2 separate regions of the Mus musculus genome follow, and region 2 is linked to region 1. The links are chromatin loops, found by intact Hi-C in ENCODE. Cell type or tissue: left cerebral cortex. All regions are shown on one strand. Each heading gives the region's core, and the rest is flanking DNA. Links, peaks and the distances in the headings are about the cores only.

Region 1 (10,708 bases), core at 1,658-9,657:
TGAGCTGGTCTGTTAACATCAGCTCCAAACTACAGGAGGATCTCTTAGCCACCAACTATACCTCCTCTTCATGAAGAAAGACACATTTGATGGGAAAGTCTAGTAACCTTCACCCAGACAGTGCTGCATGGTAGAAAAATAACAGTTGAAGTTATCCATGGAGACCTAAATTATAGCTTGGATATGGTTCCTAGAAAATATTCTTAGAAATCTCATGACTGTTGTATTAGAATTACTTTCCCATATCAAGGCAATAATTTAGAGGGTACATTTAGATGCATGCAGGAGCGTCTGTAAGAAATGTCTTGCAAAGTAGAAGCAGGAGTTCAAGGTTATCCTTAACTACATATCAAATTCAAGGTCAGGCGGGGTTACCTGAGACCCAGACTTAAAACCCAGAAATGAAAGAGGGTGGTGGTGTCTGACTACAGAAATAGCTTCTCACAGGTAAAACAAAGAGAAGCTAAGACATAAGCACAGAAACATAGCTTAACTGTTTGGTTGTTCTTTAAGAGATTAACTAATATATATATATACACACACACACACACACATAATATATATGAATGAAGCTGGGCATGGCAGTACATGCAGAAGCAGGCAGATCTCTGAGTCCAAGGCCAGACTAGTCTACACAGGAAGTTCGAGGCCAGCCAGGGCAGGTTATATAGTGATCCTGTCTTCAAAAAAGGAAACAAAGAGCCGGGCAGTGGTGGCGCACGCCTTTAATCCCAGCACTTGGGAGGCAGAGGCAGGTGATTTCTGAGTTCAAGGCCAGCCTGGTCTACAGAGTGAGTTCCAGGACAGCCAGGGCTACACAGACAAACCCTGTCTCAAAAAACCAAAAAAAAAAAAAAAAAGCAAAGAAAGACAAAATCACTACAGACAGACCTTTCCTTGGGGGATGGGAAGGATGAAAAAAAAAAGAACAGGGTGTTTGACCAGAGACTGTAGGCTGTAGGAACAATGCCTTCACCAATCCAAGGTAAAAAAGAGAAAGAGTCCTTTAGCTCCATTCCCTAACCTCAAGAAACCAGACACTAAGGCTGCTCCTGACATGTGGGTGGCAAGAACATGCCTGAAATTCCCTGCCCACACCACCAAAAGATTATTATGTTATGTCAAGGCAAGGTTTCAGGGACTCTAACGGAGGGACAATATCACTTACAATTGTCTAAGGAGTAACGGCCTCCCACACCATCCTCTTCCCCCACCACCTATTTTGTAACCTAGGCTGTCACCAAACCTCTGTCAATTCTCTTGGCTCCACCTCTCAGTGCTGGGATAATTGGCTTATATCAGCACCCAGAGAGCAGGGTTTCCTCAGGATGCCACTGCTAGCCTTGAAGCAATCCTTCTTGCTGCTTTAGTCTCAGGTTTTTTGAGACAGGGTTTCTTTACATAAACCTGGCTGTCCTAGAACTCACTGTGTAGATCAGGCTGGCCTCGACTCTGAGATCCTACTGCCTGTCTCCCAAGTGCTGGGCTTCAAGGTTCATCCCACTATATTCTAAACTCTTATCCCTTATAAGTGGCCTACCTCAGCCAAGCATGGTAGCACAGGCCAATAACTGTGGCTCTTTGGAAGTACAGGTAGGACGATCAGGAGTTCAAGATCAGAATCAAAATGAGGAGAACATGGCTGCATGAAACTCTGGCTTAAGGAAGAAAAAAAAGTATCTTGTCTGGAGGAGAAAACAGCTCAATTTTAAATCGTCTGTCTGGCTCACTAAAGGACTCTTTTAGGGATTTTGTATTTGAGCAATTATTTTTACTTGGCTTAAAAATGGAACACCACAAACGTACTATACTGACTTTCCCACATCTATACAGACAAAAACTGTTTGTCTTACACAAAATGGGAAAATAAAGTCATAGACCAGGTAAAAAGGCTTCCAGTAAATGTTACTATGCCACCATTTGTAAACCTGTTTCTAAGAGCACCCAAGGCCTATGAGGGAACTAATGAATGTGGGAAGCATGTACTAGACGGCCTTCATTTCATAGCTATGAGCACTAGCTTCAAGCCACTGGGAAACAAGAACCTCTTGTTTTGCATGTTAATATGGCATAAAGGGCTGAACTGTCTATCCATCACTACTCCATACCACAAAACTGGATGAAATTCAATATTCTGGCTCTAAGAAGTAATACCCAAATACTTACCTAGACCAGTGTCTAGGTACTCAATTAGAGTAGCAACTATTTTTCCAAACCTACATCAACTGTGTTGTGTTTTTACTTCTTTCACTAACGCTAGTTTCTGGGCACTTGACTGGCCCTACCTAAAATTGGGATATAAACAAGACTCATAAATAAGACATTATAAAATTGGGGCATTGCAGTTTCACAATTAGAGCACTTAAAAAAAGAAAAAAAATTAACAATCTTTAATTATGTGTCCAGGTGACTGGGAGGCCACAAAGTGTCAGATGCCCTAGAAGTGGAGTTCCAGGTGTTTGTGGGCCACCCGATTTATGCTAGGAACTGAACTGGGGTCCTCTGAAAATGAAGTACAGGGCCTTAACCCACTGAGCCATCTCTTTAACCCCTGATTTGTTTGTTTGTTGTTTCTCTGCCCTGGCTGTCCTGGAACTCTGTAAACCTGGCTGGATTCAAATCCAGAGATCCACCTACCTCTGCCTCCCGGTGCTGGGATTAAAGGCGTGCACCAACACTGCTGCACACCATGTTATTTCTTTATAAACTGATTGCTTCCAAGTATCAGATTTACAAAAAAGTGAAAAGTAGGGCTGGAGAGGTGGCTCAGCAGGTAAGTATGCTGCTCTCACAGAGGACTCAGGTTTGATTCCCATTACCCACTCTGGGCTCACAATCATCTGTAACTCTAGTCCCAGTGGATCTCTCTTGTGGCCTCCAAGGTCACCAGGTACGCATGTGGGGCACAGCTATAATAATACGCTATATAAATGCAGGCAAAACACTCATATGCATAAAAAAAAAGTTTAAAATTTTTAAGAGAAAACTGAACGGGCTATGGAGGTACATGCCTGTCAATCCCAGCACTCATGAGGCTGAGTTGGTAAGATGACCACCTTGAGGCCAGACTGGCCGTAATGTGTACATGCTCACACACACACACTATACACACGCAAGCTGGGCACTGTGGAACATGCCTTTAATCCTAACACTTAGCAGGTCAATCTCTGAATTCCAGGCCAACAAACAAAGAAAAAACCTAAGTTCTAATTCTGCCCTTAGTCTGGTGGTTTTCTCCCCAACTTCAACCCCTCCGTTCAGTTCTCCTGCCAGCAATCCCTCCTGACTCATCTCTGCACACTTATATCCACCACTTCCTGGAAAGCCCTCCTGGACTAAGCCCATTTCCATCAAATTCTTTTCTGGATTTGTTTTTAACAGAGTCCTACTGCGTAGCCCTAGCTGTCCTGGAACGCATTACGTAGACCAGGCTCCTCTTAAACTCATGGATCTGCCTGTCTCTGCCTCTTGAGTACAAGGCTGTAAACCACGCCAAAATGCTACCAGCAAATACGCCTTAAATTTGTGATCCCTTAGCATCTTGTACCTTGTACCAGAGTCAAGCACTTGATGTTATTCCTCCCTAGAAGTTGTTTTGCATTTTCTATCATTTCCCACCGCAGAGATACAACAGGGACAGCACCTTTCACATTCTCTGTTATACAGCTAGCAGCAATAAATGCTCCTGGAATGACTTGACTCAACAGCGAAAAACGGAGCTGGTCTTGCAATTATTTCTAAAGCAAGCAACTGGCTTCTCACTTACAATATTCCATCACCTTCAACATGTATGAGTCTTTGGAGATGAGATTTAATTCTGCCTCAGTTACATCGATACGCGTGAAACGCTGCACACAAGATCGCATCTACACTTAAGGTAAAGGCTATTCACACATATGTGATGGTACCCGTTTCAGGATTCTTATAAAATGTCTACTGGTCTTGCGGCAGCACGCCTGCCAGCGATAGGAAGCTGGCACCGGGCTCTTGCAAAAGGGGCGAAACTCTAGTTGGCAGTAAAATGCTCAAACACGTGAGCCTCCACTGTTAAACAAGGCTCATTAACCTCACAAACTTGCTGTATCAGCTCTCTGCCTTCCACAAAGTGCTGTGATCTTCTCTGGTTATTGTTGAGAGCCAATGATGGGTTAAATTCCCATAAATTAACCAGTGCTTTGGTGGTTTGCCCAAGCAAACTGCTGGCATCGGTGTGGATGGATTTAATAGACCGGCCCGCCCGGGGAGCCCGAGGTGACTAAAGAAAGCGTCCAACCAACGCTTCCCAACAGGGAAAAAAAGGAGACTAAAGAACTCGAGCCGATCGCTCTCCCGGTAGTTAGTGCTTAGTGTCAGCTTATCGTGCAAGACTTAGGGGTGAGCTTCGCACGCGGCTGCTGCTCCCCCCACCCCCTAAATCTCAGCTGAGTCTCGCTAAGGGGCGGTAAAGTAACACTTCGGTGGCTGCCCAACTTTCTTCTCGCTGGACGCCTCAGTTTTTCCACACTCTGGAGCCCCACAAGAGGAGGTCTGGTGGCCGGGGCGGAGGGAACCGGCGAGCCCCGCACAGGCGTCAGGGTGGGCAGAAACAAAGTGCGCGCAGGCGAGCCCAGGCCGCCACCCCGCCGCCTCCCGCTCGGCCCCCGCTCACCCTCCAGCAGCACCTCCTTGCCCGCGCGCTTCAGCGCCTGCACGGCCTGGTCGTGGGTGGCCTGGCGCAGGTCGGTGCCGTTCACCGACAGGATGGCGTCGCCCAGCCGCAGCGCCCGGCTCTGGTCGGCCGCCAGCCCCGGGAAGATCTTGGAGATGAGGATCGGCATCCGGTTCTCGCGGCCGCCCTTGATGCTGATGCCCAGGCCGCCCGCCTCTTGCTTCACCACTCGCACTCGGCGCACGGGCGGCGAGGCGCTCGCTTCCCCCGCGGGACCGCGGGGCGGCGCGGGAGGGCTGGGCGGCCCCAGGCCACGGTTCGGGCTCCCGGGCAGAGACTCGCCGCCGCCGCCGTTCGGAAGACCGTTGAAGGCGGCCGCCGGCGGCTCAGGCTCGACTGCGGCGGCGTCGCCCGTCAGGCTCAGGCTCTCGCCACTGAGCTCGGCCACCACCCGCACCCAGCGCTCCCTTAGAAGCAGCTCCACCAGCCCCGCTTTGGTGGCCCGCGTCCACACCGCCATGGCCGGCCCTGCTCCCGCAGCCGCCGTTGCTGCAGCTCCCCCGATTCCAGTCAGGCAGCCTCGGCGCTTCCCCCTTCCCGCCCGAGGGGGGCGGACCCCTCCCCTCCCCCCGGCGATTCATTATTCATGAGGGCCACGCCCACTTTCCGGAGGGGCGGGGGGAAGGCCGGCGAGGCCGCTTCCGGGAGGCGAGGTTGTCCTGGTTCACTGAAAGCTCTTCGGAGGTGGGCAGCGCCTCGTGCAGCGAGGCACCCCGCCGTCCTTTGCTTTGGTTCTCCGTGACCTCCTCGAACTCCTCACCTCTTCTACGAGAGCTGCCCGGGCAGGGAGAGCAAAGTCAGCTTGTAGAGAGGCTCTTTGCGATCCTGCAGGGCCGGGTTGGCGCGTTCATTCTTGCATTGATTGGTTCATTGCAAAAAAAAAAAAAAAAAAAAAAAAAAGCAGCCCTGAGCGCTCAGAGGTGTGCTGGGCTCCTTTTAAGGCCCTAGAGACACACTGAATAAAATGCACCTCAGCCGAGAGAGCTTGTGGTCTAATGGGAAAGAAAAACAGAGGCAACCAGCTAGGTGTGATTCTCTGTGGTTAAAAAGACTGCAGACCTCCCTAAGAACAGGATAAAACAACATTTGGTTAGTCTTGGTGTGAGCACAAGCAGGGGACACAGCATAAGTGACATGGGATCAAAGGTGTGGATCCAAGACTTTGTCACTGCTTTTAAAAATCACCTGTCTGCTGGCCTGTAATTAGAGGGGACCTGTCTTCTTCTTTTTTTTTTTTTTTTTTTAAAGATTTATTTATTATATGTAAGTACACTGTAGCTGTCTTCAGACACACCAGAAGAAGGAGTCAGTTCTTGTTACGGATGGTTGTAAGCCACCATGTGGTTGCTGGGATTTGAACTCTGGACCTTTGGAAGAGCAGTCGGGTGCTCTTACCCACTGAGCCACCTCGCCAGCCCGGGACCTGTCTTCTTAAGCACTGGGAACCCACAGTGCGCAAGGTCAAAGACATTTGCAGCATGCTGATGTTTTAGAGTTCCCCACAGACCAACGGGTATATATAGTTAACAAAGATTGTGCGAGATTAGCCACAAGATTATGAGGCTAAACTCCACAATCTGCCATCTGCAGAAAAAGGCTCTGAATCCAAATCCAAAGACCTGAGGACTAGGTAGAAATCTGAAGCTATCAGAAGACCAGAGAGGCCTGAGGGGGCAGAAGCGGGGGAGCAGGGTCGGAGTGGAAAGCTACTATGTAAAAGCTGGCCCAGTCCATGAAAAACCAGGAGCCCTGAAGTGTGGCAGGAGAGCGATGTCCCAGTTTTCATAGAGTGAGTATACCGCGTCTTACTGTTCCCTGGCAGCCCTCACCTGATTGGATGGTGCCGGTTCCCACTGTTGAGGACAATCTTCTCTACTCAGGTCACCATGGAAAAAATTTCTTCCGGAAACAGACACACCCAGAACGGTTTTACATCTGTCCATCCAGGCAGGCGTCTTTTAGCCCAGTCAAGTGAACACACACACACACAAAAATTAACCATCTGTGATGATTCCTTAGGAAGTTGCCAATGTGAACAAGACATAAGGTTAGTGGAATTAGGTAGTGAGTGTGCAAGGCTTCAAATAACCAAGTCCTGAAGGGTTCTGTCTTGATTCTATAAGTTTGCCAGTCTTAGTCTGGGTTCCATCTTTTTTTTTTTTTTTGGCGAATATGTAGATGACCATCCAAGAAACCGTATAAAGATTTGTTAGCTAAAGAGTCAGTGATTTTGCTAATTGCAGAGCCAATAACAAGACTATATGTAATGACCATAGCAAAAAAAAAAAAAAAAAAAAAAAAAGTCTTTTAGATATGTTAAAAAAAAATGGGGCTGGAGAGATGGCTCAGCGGTTAAGAGCACTGACTGCTCTTCCAGAGGTCCTGAGTTCAATTCCCAGCAACCACATGGTGGCTCACAACCATCTGTAGTGAGATTTGATGTTTTAAACAAACAAACAAAAAATAGCTTAGTCAGGATCCCCACTATACCCAAGGCTGCACCTGATACCTGATAACCAGACCTCAATGATGTCACTTAAGATAACCAGACAGCCCAAGATCTGACGCCCACTGGACAAGCAGACAGTGCTCTGTTCTTCTCATCTGGAGAGAGGCCACTTTGACCTGCCCTGCAGCTGGAGAGTCTCCTCCTCCCACCCCCACCCCTAGGATCCTGACCCTTAAATCAGAGACTTCTGCTAGCTACTGGACCTGACCTTCAGCTAAGCTATGTAGCACAGGTGAGCAGCCTTGGGGAGATAGGCTTAGGGATTTAGAGTGAACATTGTGTGAGGACCCTCAGTATAATAAAATAGAGCGTCTGTTATCCTAACTAGTGTATGTATCTACTGCCAGCTCCCTAGGGTAGAGGAAGTGGGTAGAGGAACAAATAGGAAAGACTAACTTAAAGACTCTGACCTAACATCCACAATTAAAAAAAAAACAAAAAAAACTTTTGTTCTCCAGCCTCATGGTTTACTGTTGCCTACTATCCACCTCACACTTAAAAAAAAAAAAAAAAAAAAAGTCGCTGGGCAGCAGTGGCACATGCCTTTAATCCCAGCACTTAGGAGGCAGAGGCAGGCGAATTTCTGAGTTCGAGGCCAGCCTGGTCCTCAGAGTGAGTTCCAGGACAGCCAGGGCAATACAGAGAAACCCTGTCTCGAAAAACCAGGAAAAACAAAACAAAACAAAAAAAAAACCCCACAAGGCTGAGACGGTAAGTCCTCAGCAAAATCATTAGGACCATTCATTTCTCCTGCGTCGAAATAAAATTCCCATGCTTTTCATTTGGGCAGAGACTGGGAACAAACAGAGGGAGTGTGCATCATTTCCCGTAAAGGGGGAAGTTTCAAGGATTGCTCAGGAAAGACGCGGGTAAGAGCCTACTCAGTAGCCAAGCGCCCCGCTCTGCTCCACCAGAGTGCATTCACATGCAGGCAGGAACTTCGTTTGAACAGGTTAAGCATTCCAAACCTGAGTGAATAAAGAGTTCGAAATGAGAAACGTATCTCGGCAGAAGAAAGAGATCCCGTTACAACAGATCTTTGCGAAGAGTGGGGTATGGGTTTTTCCAAGCTGCAAATGTCTGCCGCGCGAGCTCAGCCCCCAGCCGCCTAATCAGCTGCAGCAAAGCTGGCCTGTTGTTCCCGCAGGTCCCAATGTGCCCAAGTACACCTGCAGTCACAGGCATTTCTGGCTGGACTCCAGCGGAGCCAGAGCCCCCCAGAGGCCTGAGTTATGTGAAATTTCTGCTTGTTAGAGAGCATTTGGCAGCTGAGTCCTCGGAGTCTGAGCACTCAAGTCTTAACTAATTTGAACACTTGTGCATGTGTGATCACCAGGGGGTCGGGCAATGGAGGACACCTTTATAAGTGCTGGGAATTCATTCCAAGGGTATGAAGGACTTTTCTGTCAAAAGAATTGGAGGAAGTCACAGATTTAATGGTGAGGACACTTATGTAAGATAGCAAGTTATATAACAAAATATTTAAAATATTTAAACCCACAGGGAAGATAATAAAAGTATTTCTTGGGAGTATTTCTCTTAAAAAAAACATTATTTTGAAGCAAATGTCTTTGGCCTAGACCACTACATAGGCCTGGCTGGCACTGAAGCCTCAAACCTTTTGCCACTTGTGTGTGTGTGTGTGTGTGTGTGTGTGTGTGTGTGTAGGTACACAGAAGCCATAGCACACATACAGTGGTAGAGACTAATCAGAGTCAGTCCCTCTTCCCACTGTGTTTTGGGACAGGTTCCTTGGTTGCTGCATACCCCAGGCTAGCTGGCCCAGGAACTTCCAGGGTTCTTGTTTCTACTCTCATCTTGCTGTGGGAGCAAGGTTAGTTTCGTTCAGCTTCATTTCGGTTCTAGAGATTCGAACTTAGGTTTTCACAGATATGCAGCAAGAGCTCTACCTACTAGACTATCTCCCAAACTCTGAGTCCCCCCACCCCTCACTTTCCCAAGACAATGTAAACCAGGTTAGCTCCAAATTTGCTGTGTAGCCAAGAATGACCTTCCTGCTTCCAAGGTAAAAAGTCCACCTTCATCACTGCATTTCCACATTGAGTCACTACTTTAAGCTCAGATACTCTCACCCAGCCAGCATTCTCCAGTGATGCCTCACACATCCATACCCAGGCCTTTCAGAACACCTCGGGTACCTTAAACTCCCCAGCAAGACCTCATCCCAGCTTTCTGTGACTCCCTAAGTCTTTGGGGCTTTTCCTTTGAATGATGTAATTCTAGGCCTCTGCTGGAATGCCCAATTAAGTTATATATTCCAGGAAGGCGAAGACCACCTATGGATTATTTTTGCTTCCCACTGCTTGGAAACTACTGCCTCTCGCAGAGAGGAAACTCATTAAGCTTGTGACTGATTGGCAGCGGTGCTTCCGGTGCCAGCGTCTTCTCAAATAATCCCTATGAGAGTTATTGGTTCCTCACAGAGCAAAAATTACCATCTAGGAAATTTCAAGTAGTTGGTGAAATATACTTAGTGTGCATAATGAAATCTGAAACAGGGTACACATCTGTTTTCATGGGTTCCTAAGGGCAGGGAGACAAGCTTAGAGAATTCTTCAAGCAAGCATTTTATTTTATCTACCTCTAAAAGAGGGACCGGCTGAGGTAATTCCTGTCACCGGTCAATAGCTCCTCTCCTCGGTTATCAACTGCTGTCTCACTATTCCTCAGAACAGGCAGAGGTCATGACTACTTCAAAAGGAGGGGTGGCAGTAGCTCCTTGTGAAGAGTTCATTTTGTTTGTTCTGTTTTTTTTTTTTTTTAAGATTTATTTATTTATTATATGTAAGTACACTGTAGCTGTCTTCAGACACACCAGAAGAGGGAGTCAGATCTCATCATCGATGGTTGTGAGCCACATGTGGTTGTTGAACTCACAACCTTCAGAAGAGCAGTCCGTGCTCTTAACCACTGAGCCATCTCTCCAGCTCGAGGCGTTCATTTTGTAACTTCATCCTAAAATTCCACGTCAGGCCTGATTCTTTGCACCTTTGAAACTTAATAGGTGGGGCTGAGGAGATGGCTTAGTGGTTAAGAGCACTGACTGTTCTTCCAGAGCTCCTGAGTTCAATTCCCAGCAACCACATGGTGGTTCACAACCATCTGTACTGAGATCTGATGCCCTCTTCTGGTGTGTCTAAAGACAGCTACAGTGTACTCATATACATAAAAAATCTTTTAAAAATTTTATAAAAAAAAACTTAATAGGTGTGTAAAATAGCTTGATAGTTAAGAACCTGAGGTTCAAAAGGCTGTTTGGACTGACGTCGTGACATATTTAGTGATGTATTCCTCTAATCCCACACAGCACCAGAGAAGCAAAGATGGGCAGATCTCTATGAGTTCAAGGCCAGTTTAGTTTGCGAGTTCCAGGTGGACCAGGACTACATAGCTCAATGTGGCCACCTACTAACTTTATCATGGTCAAAAGGGGTTGAGGTCAGAAGCCTTAGTTTCTCTTTCAAAAACAA
Region 2 (10,708 bases), core at 1,703-9,702, 55 kb before region 1:
TATATCACAGAAAATTTATTTATTTATTTGTTTGGTTGGTTGGTTGGTTTTGAGATGGGGTTTCTCAGTATAGTCCTGGCTGTCCTGGAACTCACTCTGTAGACTAGGTTGGCCTTGAACTCAGAAATCTGCCTGCCTCTGCCTCCCAAGCGCTGGGATTAAAGGTGTGCGCCACCACTGCCTGGCATGTTACAGAAAATTATAACCTATTTCTTTTAAATGTTGACCATGATCAATGAGATGGTTCGTAACTTAAACAGTGCTCACTATATAAACCTGATAACCTGATTTTGACCCTTGGAGCCCATGGTACATAGAAAAAACTGACTCACAAAACTTTTCCTCTGACCTCTCCATGCCTTCACTGGGCTCATATACACACACAAATCAAACACACGCAATAATAAGTAAAGGATGGCCATAATGGAGATTGTCTTTCCAACACTGATTTGAACATGGCACCTCATTATTTAGGCAATGGCTACACTGTTGAACTATGCCCCCAGCACTGTCCTGTGTTCTGGAAAACATAAAAGCCAGAGCTCTCCAGGGTACTTAGGAAGCATAGGCTTTGGCTTCAAATATACTCATGTTTATCTGCACAAAGCTCAGTTTTCCAGGAAGACAGCCACCTACTACTTATTCACATGGCAAGGATACAGGGCCAAAATGGAAAAGACTGTTCTAGAAAAGCCCTGTCATCATCAAAAGCTTCACCCTTGGAGTCCTCCAGGTTCCCTGACTGCCTTCGGAGAACTCAAGTTGGTGAATCACTTGCCTCTGTGAAAGCTGTCAATTTTGTTATTGTTGTTTTTCACTTTCTTTAAGGCTTCTGAAGGGGACTGGAGAGATGGTCTAGTGGTTGAGAGCACTGGCCACGCTTCTAGAGGACCTGAGTTTTACTATGGCAGCGCACAGCTGTCTTGTAGCTCCAGCTCCACAGGATTAAAAATTGCCCTCCTTCTGGCCTTTGTTGGCACTAGTTATTCAGGTGGTACAAAGACATGCATGTAGGCGAAAACATCCAAACACATTAAAAAAAAAAAAAAAAAGGACTTCTGCAAGTAATTTAGTTGTAGCAGAATATTTTAAACACACACTTCAAATCTGAAAAAGCCTAAGCCATTTGGTTCTGAGTTGTAACTTTGGTTTTGTTTTGTTTGAGTAGGGTAGGGTCTCTATGTAGCCCTGGAACTCACCAGGCAGACTAAGCTGGCCTCAGCCTCTCATGAACCACCACGCCTGACATGTACTAAAAACATGGAACTCAGGGTCTCTGATTCTTCTGAGACAGGGTCTCACTTTGTAGTTCTGGCTGGCCTTGAACCCACAGAGATCTCCCTATTTCTGCCTTCTGAGTGCTGTGATTAAAGGCATGCACCACCATACACCTCTGGGTTTCTTTTCTCTTAGTCAAAGCTGATTCCAGAAGTAGAAAATGAAGTCTAGCCTATGAGAAGACCAATGCACTCTAGCTTCCTAAGATTCTCATCTCTGACTAGTTGCAACCTGGTAAAAGAATACCAGTTACTAGGCATACTGGGTCATGTCTATAAGCTCAGCCAGCAGCTGAAAAGTGATGGCAGGAGGATTACACCGGCGATTAAAGGTCAGTTTAGGCTACACAGAAAGTTCAAGACCTACTAGAGCTATAGAAATCCTTCCTCTACAAAACAAACAGTGAGGGCCAGGAAGACGGCTCAGCAGGAAGAGGTGCTTGCTTCAACCCTACAGTTCAGTCTCCAAGACCCACAAAGGTAGAGTCCCTCAAGATGGCCTCTGTCTTTCAAAAGAGAGATTCTTACTTTCTGGACCATAGAGCTTCTGAAGCCATTTCTAGATTACAGTACTAACCCTGTGTCCCAAGACTGTTATGGATAATACTCATATCCCAATAGGGAAGGCAACACCAATTTATCTCCCCAAAGAGTTAAAATGACACAAGGATTAATTTCCTCTACCTATGGTCTAAGGTAGTCCAAACTGGCCTCATACTTAGCTATGTAGTTAAGGATAACTTTGAACTTCTAATCCTAATTCTACTTCCAGGGTTATAGATAGCCATCATCATGCTAAGTTTACATAGTGTTGGAGCTCAAACCCAAAGCTAAGCAAACACTCCACCAACTGAGCCACATCCTGACTCCAATAATCTTACTTTAAAAAAAAAAAAAGATTTATTTATTTATTATATGTAAATACACTGTAGCTGTCTTCAGACACACACCAGAAGAGAGCATCAGATCTCACTATAGATGGTTGTGAGCCACCATGTGGTTGCTGGGATTTGAACTCAGGACCTTTGGAAGAGCAGTCAGTGCTCTTGACCACTGAGCCATCTCTCCAGCCCCTAATAATCTTACTTTTTTTTTTTTCTCCGAGACAGGGTTTCTCTGTGTAGCCCTGGCTGTCCTGGAACTCACTTTGTTGACCGGGCTGGCCTGGAACTCAGAAATCCACCTGCCTCTGCCTCCTGAGTGCTGGGATTAAAGGCATGCACCACCACACCCGGCTAATAATCTTACTTTTAAACATGAAAATTTCCACCAAATTATAAGAGAAAATTTGAAGTCTATATTACATTATATACATTAAATGTGTTTTTTCCCAAAGAAGATACTTTAGGCCCTTAATATCAGTAATAAGTAATGTCAATTTCCAGAGAGAGGGAGGAGGGAGCTGGGCAGAAAACATTCTGCTTCATTTACAAGTTGTCAAAAGCGTTGGTTCTTGGGGTGTAGAGACGGTGCAGTGGTTAGAGCACCTACTACAATGCAAAAGACAAGTGTTCAGTTTCTAGCATCCACATGTCAACTCAGTCTGTATAATTCCAGTTCCAGGGGATTTAACGTATTCTTCTGACCTCCTTAGGCACCAGGTGCACATATATATACATGCAAAATATTCACATATTAAAAAAATATTAGAAGTGTTGATTCTTTGGCAATTTTAGATTTTTTTATCTTTTTAGAGGCAGGGTCTATTGGAGCCAGGTTGTCCTTAAACTCCCTAAGTAGCAAAGAAGGTCTTAAATTTCCTAATTTTCCTGTCAGGAAACCCATCAGGAACATGGGTTTGCAGATATGGCCAGATTATACAGTGCTGGGGATGAGACCCCAGAAGCTCACATGAGGGAAGAGAAGAATGTCTTCAAGTTGTCCTATGACCTCCATGACATGCATACTGTGTGGGTATGACATGCATACCCACACAATAAGCTCAGTTTTTGAAAAGTTCAGAAGTTTAAAAGGGAAAAGAAAAAAGCCGGGTGTGGTGGTGCATGCCTTTAGTTCCAGCACTTGGGAGGCAGGCGATCTCTGTGAGTTCAATGCCAGCTTGGTCTACAAAGTAAGTCCAGAACAGCCAGGACTATTTACTCTGAGAAATCTGTCTTGAAAAGTCAAACAAAACAAAACAAAACAAGACAAAACAAAAAAAGAAAGAAAGAAAGAAAGAAAGAGAGAGAGAGAGAGAGAGAGAAAGAAAGAAAGAAAGAAAGAAAGAAAGAAAGAAAGAAAGAAAGAAAGAAAGAGGAAGAGGAAGGAGGAGGAGGACTGCCAGCATCTAAAGTTGCACCAGGGGCAGCACTTGACCACTCACTGAACCCTGAGCTCAGGTTTTCACCCACTGCCCCGGCTGACAGTGAGGGCTGCACTTCCATGTTATATGTGCACTTGTCTGAATCTGGGCTCTAAGAGCTGTGCACTCCAGCACCCACTTAGGCTTTCTTGATTCTTTTCATTTTTCAGTTATGAACTAAACTGAATCTTGTTTAATGCCTTCTAAAATATTTTGTATATTTTTTTCCCTCTGGCATTGGAGATTAAACCTAGGACCTTGTGTGTATCAGACAAGTGGGGTATTACTGTGGAGTAATATCTCCAACTCTATATTTTATATATTTTAAATTCTTCTAGTGCAGGAATATAAATAAGAGACTGTTGCCCCTAAGAACACTGCCAGTACTCTATAGAAAGAGTAGAGAAACTACGACCTCTGGGTCAAATCCACCCTTCAACCTGTTTTTCTTAATTTTACTAAAATTTACTCTCATAATGTCTGAGACTGATTGCTTGCTATTACAGCAGAGTCAAAGTATGTTGCTATGTTCTATTAACACAGACCCAGACTCCCATTTAAAGACTTACTTATTCTATTTGTGTGTGTGTGTGTGTGTGTAGATGGTACACAGAGGCCAGGAAAGGGGGTTAAAATTCCTTGGAACAGGAGTTACAGGGTTTTGTACAATGCTCAGCTTGTTATGTGGGTGCTGGTATCTGAGTCTGGTCTTCATGATTGTACAGAAAATATTCTTAAGCACTGAGACTCCTCCAGTCCCCTAACCCTAATCCTGAATCACAAAAACATCCCATGCTGCTTAGAAGGAGAAATGGTAACAGGAAACTTGTTTTAGTTTTAGTTCGATGATACATCAAGGTTAATTCTGCTGCTAGGGATGGTGACACACACACACACACACACACCACGGAGGGATAGAGATAGGGAAAGAGAAAGGGAGATTATGTAGCTAGGCATATCTAGAAGTAGTGTAGCTATATGCCATACGGGAGGTACTTAACACTGCGTGGGGATGAGTAAACCTTGTGCTGCTTCCCACCTACCTGCTCTGCCAGCCAGGCAATATGCTTGACTTCCTTGCTGCCTCCCGCTGTACTGGTTGCACCAAGCATGGCATTGAGCTCAGCCAGTACCTGTGGGAGGAGAGCCATTATGTTGGTGTGGATAGCTACGAACCAGGAGTGTGCTGTGGCCGTATCCTTGCAGCGTAAGATCAAGGTGTTCCTGCTATCAGGAGAATGTAGCTCTATCAATCTGTATGGGGAGAGAAAAGAGAAAAATGAGCTAGGCTTGAAGTCATCACACTAACCACAGTTAACATTCTAACTGCAAATCTAGTCTAATATGGTTTTTCTGATAGAGACATTTTAATTCCCCAAAGTCCAACTTCAGAGAAAACCACAAGTGGATGGACAATAATCAGGACTTACAGCTGGATTTTGTTTTACTGGGATGATCACTAGTGGGCTACTTCACTTTCCCTTAACTTCCATGTCAAAGAAACAGCACTGTCTTCTGGGCACTTCATGTGAGATGTTTGTGTGTGTGTGTGTGTGTAAGACAGAGTCTCATGTACTTTATCATATCATGTACTTTATCATATCACGTTGCTATATAGCTGAGAATGACCTTGAACCCTCACTCTTCTGGCCTTCATCCACCAGGCGCTGAGATTACAGATGAACATTACTATACAAAGCTAAAGAACTGATTTTTTTTAAAGATTTATTTATTATATGTAAGTACACTATAGCTGTCTTCAGACACTGCAGAAGAGGGCGTCAGATCTTGTTACAGATGGTTGTGAGCCACCATGTGGTTGCTGGGATTTTAACTCCGGACCTTCGGAAGAGCAGTCGGGTGCTCTTACCCACTGAGCCATCTCACCAGCCCAAGAACTGATATTTTAAAAATATAGGAATGCCGGGCACACTCCTTTAATCCTAGAACTTGGGAGGCAGAGGCCAGCCTGGTCTACAGAGTGAATTTCAGGATAGCCAGGGCTGCACAGAGAAACCGTGTCTTGAAAAGCCAATAAGCACACATGTGTAAATAAGTAAACAAACAAACAAACAAACAAACAAACAATTAGGATCTGGAGAGATTGCTCACTGGTTAAAGAGCACTTGTTGCTCTCCCAAGTGGTTTGAATAGCAGCACCCAAATGAGGTGGTTCAAACAACAACAAAAATAACAACAACAACTGCCTATAACTTCAGCTTCAGGAGATCAGATGTCTCTGTGGTTACCTACATTTATGTGGACAGACACATAGAAAAACACACATATATATATATATATATTTTAGATTAGGTAATTCTGGCCTGACAATGCATTATTATTAGAAATAATGGGGTAATAGCAGAAGAATATTACTTTTATGAGTATTATTCTTTATGAATATTTGGAATGCTATTTATTTATTTATTTATTTATTTATCAGAGACAGAGTCTCACTATGTAGTCCTGGCTGGTCTGAAACTTGCTGTGCAGATCTAGCTGGCCTCACACTCACAGAGATTCCCCCTTCTTCTGCCTCCTGAGTGCTGGAATTAAAGACATGTACACTACTATTATTACACTTGGTTTAAGTCAACGATAGATCAACAGTTCCAAGGGTGGCCTCCAGGGCTAACATGCATTTAAGCATCCCAATTCTTCTAGTTCCTCAGTGGGACTCTGGACTCAAGCTCAGGTCATTAGGGCTATACATCAAGTATTTTACAAGCCCAGTTATCTTGCTAGTTTATTTTTATTTATTTTGGTTTTTACATTTTCATCTTGTATTAAAAATTGGGGTGGGGGTTGTTGTTTAATTAATCACAGTGTGCGTGTATGTGAGTGCCTGTGTGTCAGCATTGAGCATGGAGGTCAGAGGATAACCTGTAGGAATCCTTTTTCTACTCCCACCATATGAGCCCTAGGGGTCAAACTGAGGTTGTCAGGCTTGGTGACAGGCAGCCCTACCTGCTGAGCCATCTCGCTGGCCCTAATTTTTATTTACTTAAGAGAAGATCTCACTATGTAGCCCTGCCTGGCCTGATTAATGACAATCCTCCTGAATGCTGGTAGGGCATATCTGGACCACAATGTTTAGTTCCAAGTATTTCAAGTTGTTATTTTATATGGCAAATGTTTATTCTCATCAAATTCTGCTTAGTTTATCCTTTCTTCTAAGATTTATTTCATTTGTATTTATATTTATGCTGTTTTTGGGTACTCAGGGATACCAGAAGAGGGTATCAGATGCTCTGGAACTGAAGTTACAGGCATGTGCTGGGAACTGAAGTTGGGTCCTCTAAGAGAAGAACAATTATTCTCAAACCCTGAGCCACCTCTCTGGCTTCCAGTCTATCCTTCCTTAAATACATATTAACTGACCCTCTACTAAATGGCAGATACTATGCTAGTGTTGTAGATACAGTGATATGAACATAGACAAAAAAAAAAAAAGTCTCTACCCTAATTGAGTCTACAGTCTAACAGGGAAGGCAGAAAATGAAGAATTGATGGAACACAGTTATAGGTCACAAAAGGTCATTGCTGCTAAAAGACATTTCTGTGGCAGTAGAGGCAACACAGGACTATAGCAGCAGTCTTCACACGTTTGGGGACACTTACCAAGCTGGTTCCCTGTGGTAAGATCGTTTATAAATCTAGTACCTCCCCTAAGGAAGCTTTGCAAACCAAACCTAGGGACGGTTAGACGGTTTAGCAGGTGAGGGCATTTGTTGCTAAGCCTAATGGCTGACTTCAATCTGAAGAACCCACCTGGTGGAAAAACAGACGCCAGCAAGTCACCATCTGACTTCTTCTACACACACATTGTGGCATGCTTGAACTCACATAATAAGTTAATTTAAAAATTTAAAGAATAATTCTATAATCTCAGAGAGCTCATTACAACAAAAACTGGGAAGCTGGAAAAGAGCCAAGGGATTTAGAAAAGTGGTCTTTTAGTCAATTTAATCATCCTGACACATAATAGGTCCATCTGCTAAGAAGAAACCCCAATTGAGAAAATATCTCCAAGGGCAAGTCTCTATAGGCATTTTCTTGGGAGACGATTGACCTGGGAGAGTCCAGGCCACTCTGGGCACTGCCATATCCTCGCAGGTGGTCTTGAGTTGCATAAGAAAGCAGGCTGAGCAAGCTTTAGGGAGCAAGCCAGTAAGCTGCATTCATCCATGGTGCCTGCTTCAGTTCCTGCCCTGAGTGACCTCAATGATGGAAATGATCTGAAAGGTCTAAAACAGCATAGAGCCTTTCCTCCCCAAACTGCTTTGTTTTTGTTTTTGTTTTTTGCAATAGTGTTTTATCACAATAGAATCCTGAACTAAAACAAGGGGAAAGCCAAATCCCAGTCAGTCTACTTACAATCCCTAAATGTGCTGGGAACTGGGGTCAAGGTTGTCTCAGAAAGTGAGACTCAAAGTATGCACTGCAGAGAGGGGCAGGACTGTGAACTCTATGCCAGCCTGAGCAACTTAGTGAGTTAAAACACCAAAACGAAAACGGGTCTGAACCTCAGTTGAGTGTTTGACCCTAAGGTTCAATTCCCACCACTGTAAAAAGCAAAAACAAACCAAGACAAAATCCAAACAGACAAAAAAGTCACCCCCAAATAATAAAGCCCTTAGTCCGGTATGGTTGGAGCCTATGCTGAGGCAGCTAAGGCAACGCTGCCAGAGATCTGAGGTTAGCCTGGGTTATACAGCAAACTTGAGGACAGCTTAGGATACAGTGTGAGACTGTCTCAAACAAACAGAATTCCCCACACTCAGTGGCCAATGACTATGTGACCTCATCCTAGCAGAAAGAATCCAAGTATCCTCATTCCCACCAAACAGGTCAGGAGAAGCAACTCTCAGGTCAGACTCTACATCTCTGGGCTGATCATTCCTGGAAGGGCTTATTTATTTCCACCCCATTACTCTGTTACTGAGGCCAGCCTAACATTCTTTAGACATATGCTAAGTTCACTGGCAAGAAACAGGCAAGACATTTCCCTCACTCCTCCTACTGACCTACTTAGCACTAAAGAGAGAAATCAGTTCATCCTTCTCTAGGTACAAAATGACCACTTTCTGGAAAAAAATGACAACAAAAACCCTTCACACCATATACAGCCCCAAGACAGTCTCTCGGGTTGGTTCTTTAATGTACTTATAAATAATGGGTAAGAGTGAAAATAGATCTGCTATAACAGAAGACCATGTCTGACTAATCAGTGCTGGACACTATGGGGAGAGCTCAGATGATGAATGGGCAGGAAGGTGTTTGGAGGCAGGGTCATCCATACTTATGAAACAAAAGAGAGATCTTGAGCTTCTTGGGAAGGGAGTATGGACAAGTTAATTAAGGAAACAATAAGAGTTATAGCTGCCTCATATGACGCTATGCCAGTGCCTGGCAAATACAGAAGTGGATGCTCACAGTCATCTATAAGATGGAACACAGGGCCCCCAATGGAGAAGCTAGAGAAATTGCCCAATTAGATGAAGGGATCTGCAACTCTATAGGTGGAACAACAATATGAACTAACCAGTACCCCCAGAGCTCGTAATCTCTAGCTGCATATGTAGCAGAAGATGGCCTAGTCGGCCATCACTGGGAAGAGAGGCCCCTTGGTCTTGCAAACTTTATATGCCCCAGTACAGAGGAATGCCAGGACCAAGAAGTGGGAGTGGATGGATAGGGGAGCAGGGTGGGGGGAGGGTATAGGGGACTTTCAGAATAGCATTTGAAATGTATATTAAGAAAATATCTAATTAAAAAAAAATCAAAGAAAAAAAGAACCAATAAGAGGAGCTGGAGAGATGGCTCAGCAGTTAAGAGCACTGATTATTCTTCCAAAGGACCTGGGTTCAATTCCCAGCAACCACATACCTTCTGTAACTTCAAGATTTTGATACCCTTACACAGACATACATGCAGACAAAACACTAGTACAGAAAAAATAAAAATACATTATAAAAAAGGAAATACTATTTTGTTTTCAAAACAGGATTTCTCTGTATAGCTGTGGCTGTCCTAGAACTCCCTCTGTAGACTAGGCTGAACTTGGAGATCAGCCTGCTTCTGCCTCCTGAGTGCTGGGATTAAAGGCATGCACCACCATGCCTGGTAAGAAATACTGACTTGTAAAAAAGAAAAAAAATTCAAATAGATGAGTTATCTTTGGCCAGGCATTGGCAGTGCAGGCCTTTAATCCCAGCACTTGGAAGGCAGAAGCAGGTGGATCTCTGTGAGTTCTAGACCAGCATGCTCTCTATAGAGCTAGTTCTAAGACAGCCAAGGTTACACAAAGGAACCCTGTTTCAAACAAAACAAAAAACAAACAAAAAAGAAAACAATAAACTGACACCAGAACTGAGCCTAGGATTCAGAAGAGTCTGTTTTGTAGTAGCCCTAACTGATAAAAGCTACATAGTAATGCTTGAAATGAGCTGTTTTAAATGAAAATTTTAAATGAGAACCCTACTAATAGCAAAGGAGGAGGCAGTCTGCCAGTAACTGAGCCCACAGGAGAAATGAGGAGGCAGCTACAAGGTTAAAGGTTTTGGACTCTAGTCAAACCACTGAGGAACTCCTGGGAAATTTAATTCTACTTCACCAGACAAGTCAAATCAATATTTAGGTAGACAGAAGCATGGGGTTGTAAGCTCAGCCTATATTAATATATCTGCTTGATTATGTCTTTGACATAAATTATGAGTTAAATTTAGTAACAGTCATGTGATCTTTATATGTCACAAATCTCAAGTCTACCTTTTACTAGAAAAAGACAAAATGAAGATGAAGCACTGTGAGGCAAGGCAGAGGACAAGTTTAAAATCGCTACATTCCTACAGGGCACAGCAATGCTTGCTAAGGAATGGCTCATTGCTCTCTCACTGGACGTCATCATTAATTAATTAGTTCTCGAATCTCATGACGCACATCGCGTGATCATTAGAAGCAACTGGCGAGGCAGGAGAAAACAGGGGAGGACTAAGCAGTGAGCCCCATCTGCTCATTTTCACAACTAAACACTCACCAGCCATACAATCACAGAGCCAAAGCAGCAGCTTCCCTTTTCATTTTAATGAAGACATTACATAAAAATGCATGTTGAAGCATAACAAGA

The links. Peaks named below come from ENCODE experiments on the same cell type or tissue, not always from the same donor. Only the 100,000 strongest peaks of a DNase experiment are listed, where the experiment ranks them.
Region 2: a loop joins it to region 1, with 2.2 times the contacts of the local background. A loop is called at or near these places in 12 of 42 quality-filtered maps.

What each region holds. Positions count from the first base shown.
Region 1 is chr8:106,930,262-106,940,969 of GRCm38, reverse strand. Sntb2 (syntrophin, basic 2) reads right to left here and starts at 5,230. Exons shown (of 7, transcript NM_009229.5): 1 at 4,649-5,230. The coding sequence starts at 5,168. In left cerebral cortex, for the core only: CTCF peaks have their summits at 4,980 and 5,189; DNase peaks (open chromatin) are centred at 4,615, 5,350, 6,498, 8,140 and 3 more places; H3K4me3 peaks cover 3,183 bases; H3K27ac peaks cover 2,335 bases.
Region 2 is chr8:106,985,521-106,996,228 of GRCm38, reverse strand. It overlaps Sntb2 (syntrophin, basic 2), which reads right to left. Exons shown (of 7, transcript NM_009229.5): 3 at 4,623-4,833. Among named protein-coding and RNA genes, the nearest start is that of Gm22085, 19 kb to the left of the region's middle. In left cerebral cortex, for the core only: a CTCF peak has its summit at 6,206; a DNase peak (open chromatin) is centred at 4,653.